Regions from separate parts of the Homo sapiens genome. Here region 2 is linked to region 1. A link is a contact called in ENCODE Hi-C or POLR2A ChIA-PET data. All regions are on one chromosome and are shown on one strand. Each heading gives the region's core, a stretch centred on a gene start or an enhancer-like site at or near the end of the contact. The rest is flanking DNA. Distances are from core to core; before and after follow the strand shown.

Region 1 (5,687 bases), core at 600-3,099:
TCCAGAAACAAGGAAATTCACACTCCATGCATATGCAGTTGGTTCCTTCATTAAAGCTGATTGACATATCAGACATGGTGCACTGTCACTGATTTTTGTAAGAAAAACAAACGGCTACACAATCAAGTGGAATCTCCTTGATCAGAAACACCCAGAGAACCCAAGAATCACTCTTCATTCAACTCAGCCAGTATTTCTGTAAAGACCTATTATTTGTATTACTGCAAAATGGTAGCTATAGTCAATCAGGTAAGAGCCAGATCTGTACACACATGCATGCATACACACACAAGCACACAAATGCACACGCACACGCACACACCAGACTCAGACTCCTTCCCCACAGCTATAGCAGTCCTTTCCAAAGCAACTTTGTTGGAGTACCAGGTGTTGAGAGTCAAGCGGGATTCTTTGGCTAGTAATAGTGAACTGGCTGAGATATACAGATTTCTTGGAGGGAAAAAAAGGAGAGAACTACAGTGATCAGAATCACCCACACCTCAACAAAAATTAGAGCAGAACTACAGTTTCTCAGAGTATTTCTGTAGTTAATATAATAAAATGACAGATGTGGAGTTGAAATGGATCATCGAGTCCAAGCCTGCCAATGAGTTCAAAACTGTCCCAGAGCACCCCTAACATGGACCATTCAGAATCCAGTTGACATTCCTAGCACGATGTATGCCTTGTTCAGTGTGAGACTACTTTCTGGAAATGGATGCACAAACAGAATCGGTATTACAGGAAGTTGTTATGGCATGATCCCTATGAAGATGCATTCCCAACTTACAGCTTGTATTTTGTAATCAATATTTGTCCTCCTCTAACCTCAGGAAGTCATAACACGACTCCAGCCATAAAATTTTCCTGCTGTGCTTCGTCGTACAATAGTGGCTCTTTTCCTCCTAGGCTATAAGGATATTATCAATGTCCCTCAAAAGGTCAAGTGACTTCTGATCATTCCTAACTGATCTTTAACGTGTTTCCTCCAACAGTTCCTTAAACACCCAATGGAATGCTCTTCTATGGCAACGTATAGAACCTCCGGAACTACCATTTGCAATTTTTTAGTAACTCAGAACTGTTGATTTTTAAAATGGCAAAAATACAGATCCTAATGGATACTGACAACTAACAGAAATACTGACAAGTAGCAACTCTTCAATGGAGTTGAGAACAGGAAGAGGGTGCTATAACTAGGTGAGAACATAAAATGTGCAACTGTGCTTACTCTACTGATCTTAGAGTAGACAGATAGAAAGTAATTTTTTTAAGTACATAAGGTTGTACTATTTGATGCTCTGATATATTTTTCTTCAATATAAAAACTACTGGGAGGCGAGCGAACAGTATCTGCCCTGAACAGGGCAGTACTAATGGACGGTCACAGGCAGCTAAGACTATCACCAAACCCCTAGAGCAGCCCAACCCCGAAGTCAGATGGTCCTGTCCCCTCCTTACTTGCTCCAGGGCAAGTATCACACGTGGACATTACTGCTTCCGGTACTGTTTCGTGCATTTTGTTTGGTGCATTTTGTCCGTCTCCCTGGCACCTGGTGGGTGGTGAATCAGCAGTTTTTGAACGAATAAGTGGTTATCACATTAATTCGTGCCTCAATGAATGAATGAATGGACAAACACAGGCCGGGAGCCTGACCCACTTCCCTCTTCCCTCCCGGGACCCACTGCTCCAGGATTGGGCGAACCTCAGGTGAGCGCCTGCTCCCCTCTTCCGCGAACCTTCGCCTACGGCGGCCGGGAGGCATCAGGAGCGCGGTCAGGGCGAAAAAGCCGACTCGCGAGCGCGCAGGCGCAGCCCTGACGCTTCCGTGGGGCCACTTCCTTTTTTGTCTCCTAGCAACGGCGGGTAGCGTTGTTGACATCCCGGGAGGCTGTGCCGCCGGCCTGAGCCCAGAGTTTCGCGGCCTCCGCGATGGTAAATCTGGGGTCTCCGTCCACGCCCCGCCGTTCCAAGCACGCCGACCGTCAAGGACCTTCGCACCCAGCTTCTGGGGCCCACCCAGGCACGGGCGGTCCAGGGGCCGCGGCGGAGGCTGGTGGCTCCAGGATCTTCCTGGAGGGGCGAGAGGGAGACCTTGGAAAGGGGCAAGAAGATGTCTAGATGACTGGAAGCTGTTTTGGGAATTGATTTCGCGGGGATGGTACATAAGGAGGGGTGATGTTGAGAAAGGGAAGAGAGAGATTCAGAGGATGAAGAATGCTCAGGGGAGTGAGAAATCCGGGGAGCCAGGAAAGTTTCCAAAGAGGGGGCGGGAGGCCGAGATGGAGAGGAAAAAAAATCAGACCCTTAGAGAGAAGGAAGAGGTGGGACAGGGAAAGCAAGGGAATGGAAGGGTGAGAAGGGAAGATACTGAGAAAGAAGAAAGGGAAATAAAGAAAAAGGAAAGAAGTGATGGGAGACCCGCCCCCCTCCCCCCCAGAAAAAGAGGTAAGAAAAAAAAAAGTAGAGACTGTGGAAAGCAAAGGGCGTTAAGAGAAGAATGAAACGGGGATTGGAGATGGGGATTAAGAAATTATACTAGGAGCACTTACAAATCATGAGAAGAGAAACAACTGGGTGGAGAAATGGAAAGGCCAGGGAAAGAAAAGAAAGGAGTTTGGGAGATAAGTAAAGGGAGAAAGATAAATAAGGACACAGTGGCTGTAAGAAGCTGTGGACATCGTCTTAAAGATTGCCCAAAATGCAGTGAATTATTGATCCCCTGTTCAACGCTTACGGTTTAGTGTAGTGTTTCTCAAAGTCAGATGCAAACATTCGTTGCTACATAAGATGGCCGAGAAATGCTAAATAAGAGTGAATCACATCGTGAGAAAGTTATTCCTCTTCCATTTTGTTCAACCTTCAGACTACATACAGGAGAAAATTTCTGTTGCTATTAGGTCCTTAATACCACTGTCATTTGGAAATTTCCATTTTTTCATCCGAAGAGCAGGCCTCAGGCTCAGAGCTTTCATTGCAGTAGAATTTAATGATAGGCTCTCTCTTCATTTTGTTCATTTTGTTTGTTTTACAGTTATTTCTATTTATGAGGAATAACGTCAGGTTTCCATTTGTGGTAGTGACATACGATTTCCTCTTAAAATGCATTTATTTAAGCTTTTAGCAGTGAGATAATTTAAAGAACACCTAGATAAATAGTATACATGGCATTCATAATGGCAAGAATCATGAATCTAGTACACAAATGCCTAAAGTCAAGAAAACCTTGGCTCTGATGCTGAAATAGAGAAAATAAGTGCTCCTGCCCATACCAAGTACAAAGGAAAACTATCTTGAAGTAACAAAATGTTCACCTGTGCAATACTGAGGAAAAAAGAATATAGCAAACCCTCATCAAGAGAATTTGCAGAATTCAAAATATCCAGTGATTGCTCAGTCATGAAAAATTTGCAGGTTTGGAAAAGATCGTTCTTGTCTTTGAGTTTTCTACAGGGGAAGAAAACATACAATACACTCTACACATAAGATTCCGAATGAGTTTAAAACACAATAATAGATTCCAGAATAATCACTCATAGTTGAACATTCAGCTTGCACTGAGACGCAAGCTATAGTTATCAAGAAAATCCTAGAATCCTGGAATACTTTGTTTTTATAGACTATCCTTTAAATTTAATCATCCGAACTGATTAGGTCACATTAATGAAAATAAGATTTCTCAATAAGGACTACTTTTAGACAGAGGGAGGCCATGATATAGCTCTATAAATATTTAAAGCACTGTAATGTAGAAAAGGAATTTTCATTTGAATACAGCAGGGTCAATGAATGAAAGATAATCTGGGACAAATTTCCATGCAATGTAAAGAATACTTTTCTAGTAAATGGAAACAGATAAAAATGGAGTGAACTCCTGTGAGGCAGTAAGCTCTCTGTCTCTACAAGGGTTCAAGCCAAGAGATTCATCAGGATTGTATCCAGGAGGTCTTACGTAGGTATTTATGTGGGACTTGACAATTTCTAAGCTGTCTTTTAAAAATCTGAGATTATCACACCTGGCACCTTAGGTTAAGGAGATAGGAGAGTAGGTATCTTGCTAAACATTATTCTCCTTAGGGTTGAAGTTACCACAGGGCCCTTTTGGTTAATTATCTTCCTGGTCTCTTTCAGGCAGAGGTGGAGGAAACCTTAAAGAGGATCCAGAGTCATAAAGGGGTTATTGGAACTATGGTTGTAAATGCAGAAGGTAAATATATCACAGGCTGTCTTCTTGACACACAGAAGCCAACCAGGAACCTGTTTGCCGTGTTAGTCCTTAAGACAAACATCTTCGAATTTGACATCAAAAATATATTTATATATTTTAGCTCTGGCATTCACTTACCAAACATCTATTGAGTATCTGTTATATGCCAAACACTCTGCTAAGATCTGGGGGCATAAATATGAATAAGACATGTCTAAAAATCTCTATATACTCCTAAGAAGCACTATACATTGTTTACTTTTTAAAGCTTTGGTAATTCTCTTCCAACATTTCAGAAGTGCCAATAAAACTATCATATAGAAGATAGGGAGAATATCATTGTTGGTGGGTTGTTTGCGTTTCAACATTATGAACCATACAGAATTTCAGTGTTTATTTTAAATGGAACTTGTTCCTTGAACATATTTTATTTAAAAATCTTTGAGAATTAACGATATCATTTATAATATAGTCTTTGTGGATATAGCATAAGAAGGCCCTACATATTTCCAACTATGAAATCTGTAGACTTACCAGAAACTTGCTCTTGCTGCACGATCCTTGTTAAGAATCCACATCACATTTACTTTGGCACATTGCTCCACGCTCAGCTATGGTGGCAACCTCTTAAGAGTTCATGCTAGTTTCATTGCTAATTCAGACATTTGTAAGGGCAAGGAGTGCCAGAAATTCCAGAGCATTAGTTAAAATAAGAGTAGCTACTTTACATAATTTGTGGTGCAACCATGGAATTGGCCTATTACCAACTCAGTGCCTTGGAAAAATCCATCAGTAAATATTTATTAAGCAACTACCAACTGAAAGTCTGCTTAAATTCTGAACTACAACTCCTTACCACTAAGAATGGACAATAACCTATTTTACTGGGGGTTTTCATTGTTAAATGAGACAATAATTGTTGAGTGCTTGGCATAATACCCAATACTTGATAGTAATTAAATAGTTATGAGAATGTGAGGATTTTTAATTCATTTATACAGTTAAAACATTTGTTTTATAACCAGCAACTCAAGGCCAAATGAGTGAGAGAGATAATAGAACATAATAAATTTTCGAGCTTGAATAATCAGGGGGAAGAGAGGATTTAAGATCTGCCTTCCAGGTAAGTCACAAACTATGCGTAATATTTCCAGGAAGCATTCCAGCCCTAGTACGTGGATCTGGTTGCATTGATTTTATTTCCAGGTATTTGCATACACTCTGCCACAGCTCCGAAGATGAGCCGTCCATGTGATTTCATAGAGATGGTGTGTTAGTTTCCTTTGGCTACAGTAACAAACTACAACATGCCTGTTAACTTAAAACAACAGAAACGTATTCTCTTCCAGTTCTGGAGGTTAGAAGTTGAAATCAAGATGTCCGAAGGCTCATGCTGTCTCTGAAGACTCTGTGGGAGGACCATTCCTTACCTCTTCCTAGCTTCTGGTAGTTGTCAATCTTTAGTGTTCCTTGGCCTAT
Region 2 (5,665 bases), core at 1,759-4,258, 350 kb after region 1:
GGTATTCAATAAATAGCTGTTGTTTGCTGTAGATTTAAGTATTTTTTTCCTGATTAAAAATAAAGTTGAGCTTCATCTATTCATCCCTCCTCCCCCAACCCCTGGCAACTGCTACTTGGATCTGATCCAGTGGAGCACAGAGGATCTTGAGGGCAGTGAAATTACTCTGTGTGACACTATAATGGTGGATATATATGAGTACATGTTTGTCCAAACCCACAAAATGTACACCACAGAAAGCGAACCCTAAAGTAAACTATCAACTCTGGGTGATAACGACCTGTTGATGTAGGCTTATCAGTGGTAATAAACGAATCACTCTGGTTGAGGGGTGTTGATAGTGAGGGAAGGTATGGATTTGGGGGACAGGGGGCATGTGGGAAATCCCTGTACCTTCCACTTAGTAAACCTGAAACTGCTCTAAAAATAATAATAAAGTCTATTTTAAAAAGTTGAAAAGCATTATAATTAGGAGATTGACTAAAGACCATGAATTGGCAAATGATAGCCTGTGGGCCAAACCTGGCCACAGGCTGTTTTTGTAAATAAAGTTTTATTGGGACACAGCCACTCACACCCATTCATTTACATATCGTCTATGGTTGTCTCTGTGTTGCAACAGCAGAACTGGGTAGCTGCAACAGAAATTATGTGGCTCACAAAACTGTGAACCAGCACATCTCTTCCTACCTCTATGTTCAGGGACATCTCATTGGTAACTTGAAATCAGCAGTAGGATTATTTATACCATGGGAACTGGTAAATGCTACAAGTCAGGGCTTGATTTATTGTTTTGTTAGTTTTCTAGGCTTAAAAAAGTGAAGGTGAAAAATGTTAATTACACAGATTAAAATTAAGTGAATGTTGGGTCTGTAGGTATGATAGCATAAAAAATTAAGAAAATATTCTTCTAGTATTCAAAACTATTATCCAATTAGAAAAAGTAGTCACTCCTTATTACTGGCATACATATATTTTTGGTTGTTTCACCTTCATCTTACTAATTAACATAAAAGTAAATATCAACCAACATTTATGTTGGAATTACACTTGCTGGTCAATTGCAATAACAGGTTGGCTATAGACAAGAATTGGTTACAAATCAGCAAAGGCATCCTGCTATCAATTGGTTATACGGAATTTACAATGAAGAGTATTGCATACTTTATCATTATTTGTAAATTGTGTGTTACACATCCTTTAAATCAGCAATATTGATAGTAAACATCAAATAAATAGCATATACATACATACACTCTCCCAGGGAACTGGTTGTTAAACATTTACCAGCACACCTCTGCTGAAAAATATTTTTCAGTAGAAGGTTATCAAAATAAACGTGATTTGCAAATCTAGCCACAGCTGAAGCCATCAAAGAGGTAAAGGGACGGAGGCACAATGCAAAAATATGAAGGCAAAGTGGAAAAGTACCTCTTTCTAAGTAGGGCTAACAGGGAGTAAGCAACTGATGTTTTGTGCCCTATGTGGAGGGAAACTGTATGCTATTAATTGTTCATCTGTCACGTTCTGCCACATGCAGAGAAAGTAAGAAATTTGAGAACAAGAAGGTCAAAAGACTATCTCTATAATTAATTTAACAAGCAAATTAAGGTGCACACATTTCTAGAGGCTAAGACAGACAGAAGTGGATTCCTACAGCATTCCCCAGATTTTCTGAACCCTCTGCTATTCATCCAATAAACTGCACTCTTTCGTCCCTAATTTGATTTCCATTTAATGTGTTAAACCTGATTCCCTTGCATGTAAACAGTGCTTTATACTTTTCAAATATAATTATATTATTATCTCCCTTGATCCTCACAACAATTTTACGAAGTAGGAATGGCTAAGTTTCAAAGGGAAAAAAATTCTTAGGGAAAACTTAGGGTTTTGTGTGCTTAACCCTGGTTCTAAAGCCAAGCTCCAGAAAAACACTACTTTCAAATTGCCTGTATTTCTTTTGAATGCACTCATATCTGGTTCCTTAAACATTTCAGCACGGCTTGGTTTCTAAAGCACTTGCCCTTTATCATTCTTCCTAAGGAAGAAGACAAAATCAGCTGGTTATAATTAACAAAAGCACAACCATTCTTTTTTAAGGCCTGGCCTCTGCCTTTGTCGTGAAATCATCTGTCAGGTTAAGAGATCATCTCTTTTCTAGTCCTGGATGTTAATTTTCTTACTTAGTACAGATGCTTGTACACAGTAGGCGTGCAAGTAAGTTAGGTCGGAATGGTTTTCCCAGCCTACCTGGGGTTACATGAAAAGTATGACGCTAGAGGGAAGCTCTTCAGGACTTGTCCACGACTATACAGTTCCCAAGCAACCCTATAAAGAAGGGGAGTTCTTAGTCCCTGAGAAAATGAAGTGTTTACAGTTCCTTCGCTGAGGGAGACAAGGTGTAGGCAGAGAACAGAAAGAAGGAGAGAAAAACATGTATTGAATCTTTACTATACCTTCCAGGAACTTTCATAGGCTTTATCTACCAAATCTTCAAACAATCTGAAGAGGCTGCCATTTATCCCCATTTTACAGATGGAGATTCAGAGAGGTTAACTGTTTGATTAATAAGAAACTAGCTCCAGATGTATCTGTGTCTTCAGAGACCGTCCTTTACCTCTAAACCAGTGACTCTCAAAGTAGAGGACTCAACCAGCAGCAGCAGCAGCCGCACCTGGGAACTTCTTAGAAACGCAAATTCTCAGGGCTCACCCCAGCCCTGCTGAATCAGAAACTATAGGGGTAGGGTCCAACACTTGGTTATAACAAGCCCTCCAGGTTATTCTGATAAACACTAAAATGTGAGAGATTTCTCCCTGCTCTACTACACAGGTTGTATTAGTCAGTTTTCAGGCTGATGATAAAGACATACCCGAGACTGGGCAATTTACAAAAGAAGGAAGTTTATTGGACTTACAGTTCCACATGGCTGGGGAGGCCTCACAACCATGGCAGAAGTCAAGCATGAGCAAGCCACATCTTCTACGGAAGGCAGCAAACAAAAAGAAAGCTTGTACAACGCAACTCCCGTTTTTAAAACCATCAGATCTCGTGAGAACTATTCACTCTCACGAGAAACGGCTCAGGAAAGACCCGCCCCCATAATTCAGGCATCTCCCATTGGGTCCCTCCCATAACACGTGGGAATTATGGGAGCTACAAGATGAAATTTGGGTGGGGACACAGAGCCAAACCGTGTCACAGGTCAACAAAGGCTTTCTGTAAAGGGCCAGATAGAAAATATTTTCGGCTTTGAGGGCCAGATGGTCTGTTTTGCAACTACTCAAAGTCGCTGTTGCGCAAAAGCAGCCACCGACAATGCATAAATAAATGAGCATGACTGTGCTCCAATAAAACTTTAATGATGGACAATGAAATCAGGATGTTATATCATTTTCATGTGTCATGAAGTGTTACCTTTCTTTTGGCCTATGTCCCCCAATCATTTAAAAAAGCAAAAAGTCATTTTAATCCCAAGGGCTATACCACACCAGGCAGCAGGCTGGATTTGGCCCTCAGGCCATAGTTTGGCAAGCACGGAAACAAGACTACGCTACCTACTAAATGGAAACTTTTAAGCAGAGCAATGACGCAAAGACAGGACAATCTAATAGAAGGTAAAATGTTGTGAGTTACAAAATTGGCTATGGTCGGCTGGGCACAGTGGCTCACACCTGTAATCCCAGCACTTTGGGAGGCCGAGGCGGGTGGATCACCCGAGGTCCGGAGTTTCAGACCAGCCTGACGAACATGGAGAAACCCCATCTCTACTAAAAATACAAAATTAGACGGATGTGGTGGCGCATGCCTGTAATCCCAGCTATTTGGGAGGCTGAGGCAGGAGAATCACTTTAACCCAGGAGGCAGAGGTTGCGGTAGCACCATTGCACTCCAGCCTGCGCAGCAAGAGAAAAACTCTATCTTAAAAAAAAAAAAAAAAATTGGCTATGGTCCAATGGAGGCAGGCAGCTCATTTTGTTCTGACAATTAGAAAGGCTTACAATGAGGAGGTGACAATCTGTGTGGGCCTTGAATGATGAGTAGAAGTTCAACAGTAGAGACAATAGCTTGGGCAACAGGGTGAAGACTGGTGTATGCAGGGTACCCAGTCCAAAATGCCTGCTTCCACCCAAAATATTCCAACCTCTTGGGTTAAAAACGCTTTGGAAAATTATATTATGTAAAAAGTATGTCAATGCTCCTGTGAATACCAACCAAACTGAAGCGTCGAGAAAGGAACAAATTGCAACAACTGAAATCACAGCCTTACATGTGAAAATCATTATCGGTGATCTCGTCTCCTCTCCCTACAGACCAAGTGTTGGAGGGAAGGTGTCTTATTTCGCACAACAAATTATTTCTGGTTGCAAATCTGACTGTATGGTATATGCTCCCAAGTATCATACAATGCAAGAAATAATTCTCTTGAGATATTTCCTAGTTATACAAATTAGTTCCCTTGAGAATTGCTTGGTTTTTTTCCTAATTCCTTACATATCATCCAATTGAGTTGGTTATTTTCAAACACAAGAAATCCCCTTTAAGAGCATAAATTTCAGAGACATTGTTTTCAAGTTACACGTTTTCATTAGATTTGCTTTGATACCAGCTATTAAAAGGAAACGCAATCTGCTCTGGCAGTATTTCCCAACTTCATATAGCAGAGCAGTAAAGAGGCCAGGTTCCGCAGTCAAAGTCTCTGGGCTCAAAGCCCTGCTCTCCCACTTAAAAAGCTATTTGACCTTGACAAATTACTCATCTCAGAGCTTCTGTTTTCTTAAAAACAAAGTGGGAAAAAGTAATAGTAGCCACTTCTGGTTGTGTATGTGTTTGAAAATACAGAAAAATAGCTCAATATATTTTGTCCACCATTATTATTTCCCAGTGATCTCTTTCCTCCAAAACTAAACAAATATGCTTTTATTTTTTAAGCTAAAATTATATTCCCTTTATGCTACCACATGATACGGTGACAAGTTTGGGACAGAACCTGACAAATAAGATCGTTCTGCTCCCTCCCTCCACCACCTGGGCCCTGCAGGGATCAGAAACTGCTTACCAAGCTAGGGGAGGTAAAGGCAGAGAAACAGAGGCAAAATTGACCATACAGCAGCAGGCCCGCTGTCGGGAGCAGGGCAGAAGTTGCAGCTTTAGGAAGGTCTGGGGTTTGGATCCCTACATGGATGGGACACATCAATGACTGAAATGAGGGTTCTTTGGGATGTAAAGTGAACTGGGTACTCATATTATCTGAGACTGGCTGGAAAAGCTTCTAACCAGGGGCAAGAGAAGGACTCCTCTCGCAACGTGGGTAGGAGTGTGCAGAGGGGAGAATGAAATACAGTTGATTTGATCCCACTCTATGAGGGTCAATTACATATGTATGAGCATAGATTGCATGTCTGGAGTGGGCAGGGAGATCCATGGGAAGGACTCAGGCCTTAGAGACAAAAAGACCTGAAGCTCCACCACCCAGTAATCTGGTGGAGGGGAAGTTTTCTCAACTAAATACTGAGGACAAGGATTCGTGTGGTCATACCTAAGATGAGGGACACAGAGTTCTTTGCACCGTGCCTGTCATCCTGCAGACCAAAGAAACAACAGCTGCTCTTGGCATGAGTACCCATCTCCACTCCCATTGAGTGACCACTTGCAAAGTGACTTT

The links. Hi-C counts contacts between places; a loop is a spot of excess contacts on that map. ChIA-PET counts read pairs that join two places held with the same protein, here RNA polymerase II (POLR2A). Pooled maps may share reads with other maps.
Region 2: a loop to region 1 is called in a map of B cell, with 8 times the contacts of the local background. The contact joins the promoter of ARLNC1 here to the promoter of DYNLRB2 in region 1. A Hi-C loop is called at or near these places in 1 of 168 maps with a recorded cell type or tissue (B cell) and 4 of 50 pooled maps. POLR2A ChIA-PET finds 5 or more read pairs at or near these places in 1 of 52 experiments (activated CD4-positive, alpha-beta T cell).

What each region holds. Positions count from the first base shown.
Region 1 is chr16:80,539,144-80,544,830 of GRCh38, forward strand. DYNLRB2 (dynein light chain roadblock-type 2) reads left to right here and starts at 1,850. Exons shown (of 4, transcript NM_130897.3): 1 at 1,850-1,936; 2 at 4,133-4,208. The coding sequence starts at 1,934. All of the region lies in intron 1 of DYNLRB2-AS1 (DYNLRB2 antisense RNA 1), which reads right to left. RefSeq lists an enhancer at 1,901-1,990.
Region 2 is chr16:80,889,588-80,895,252 of GRCh38, forward strand. ARLNC1 (androgen receptor regulated long noncoding RNA 1) reads right to left here and starts at 3,009. Exons shown (of 3, transcript NR_131948.1): 1 at 2,918-3,009.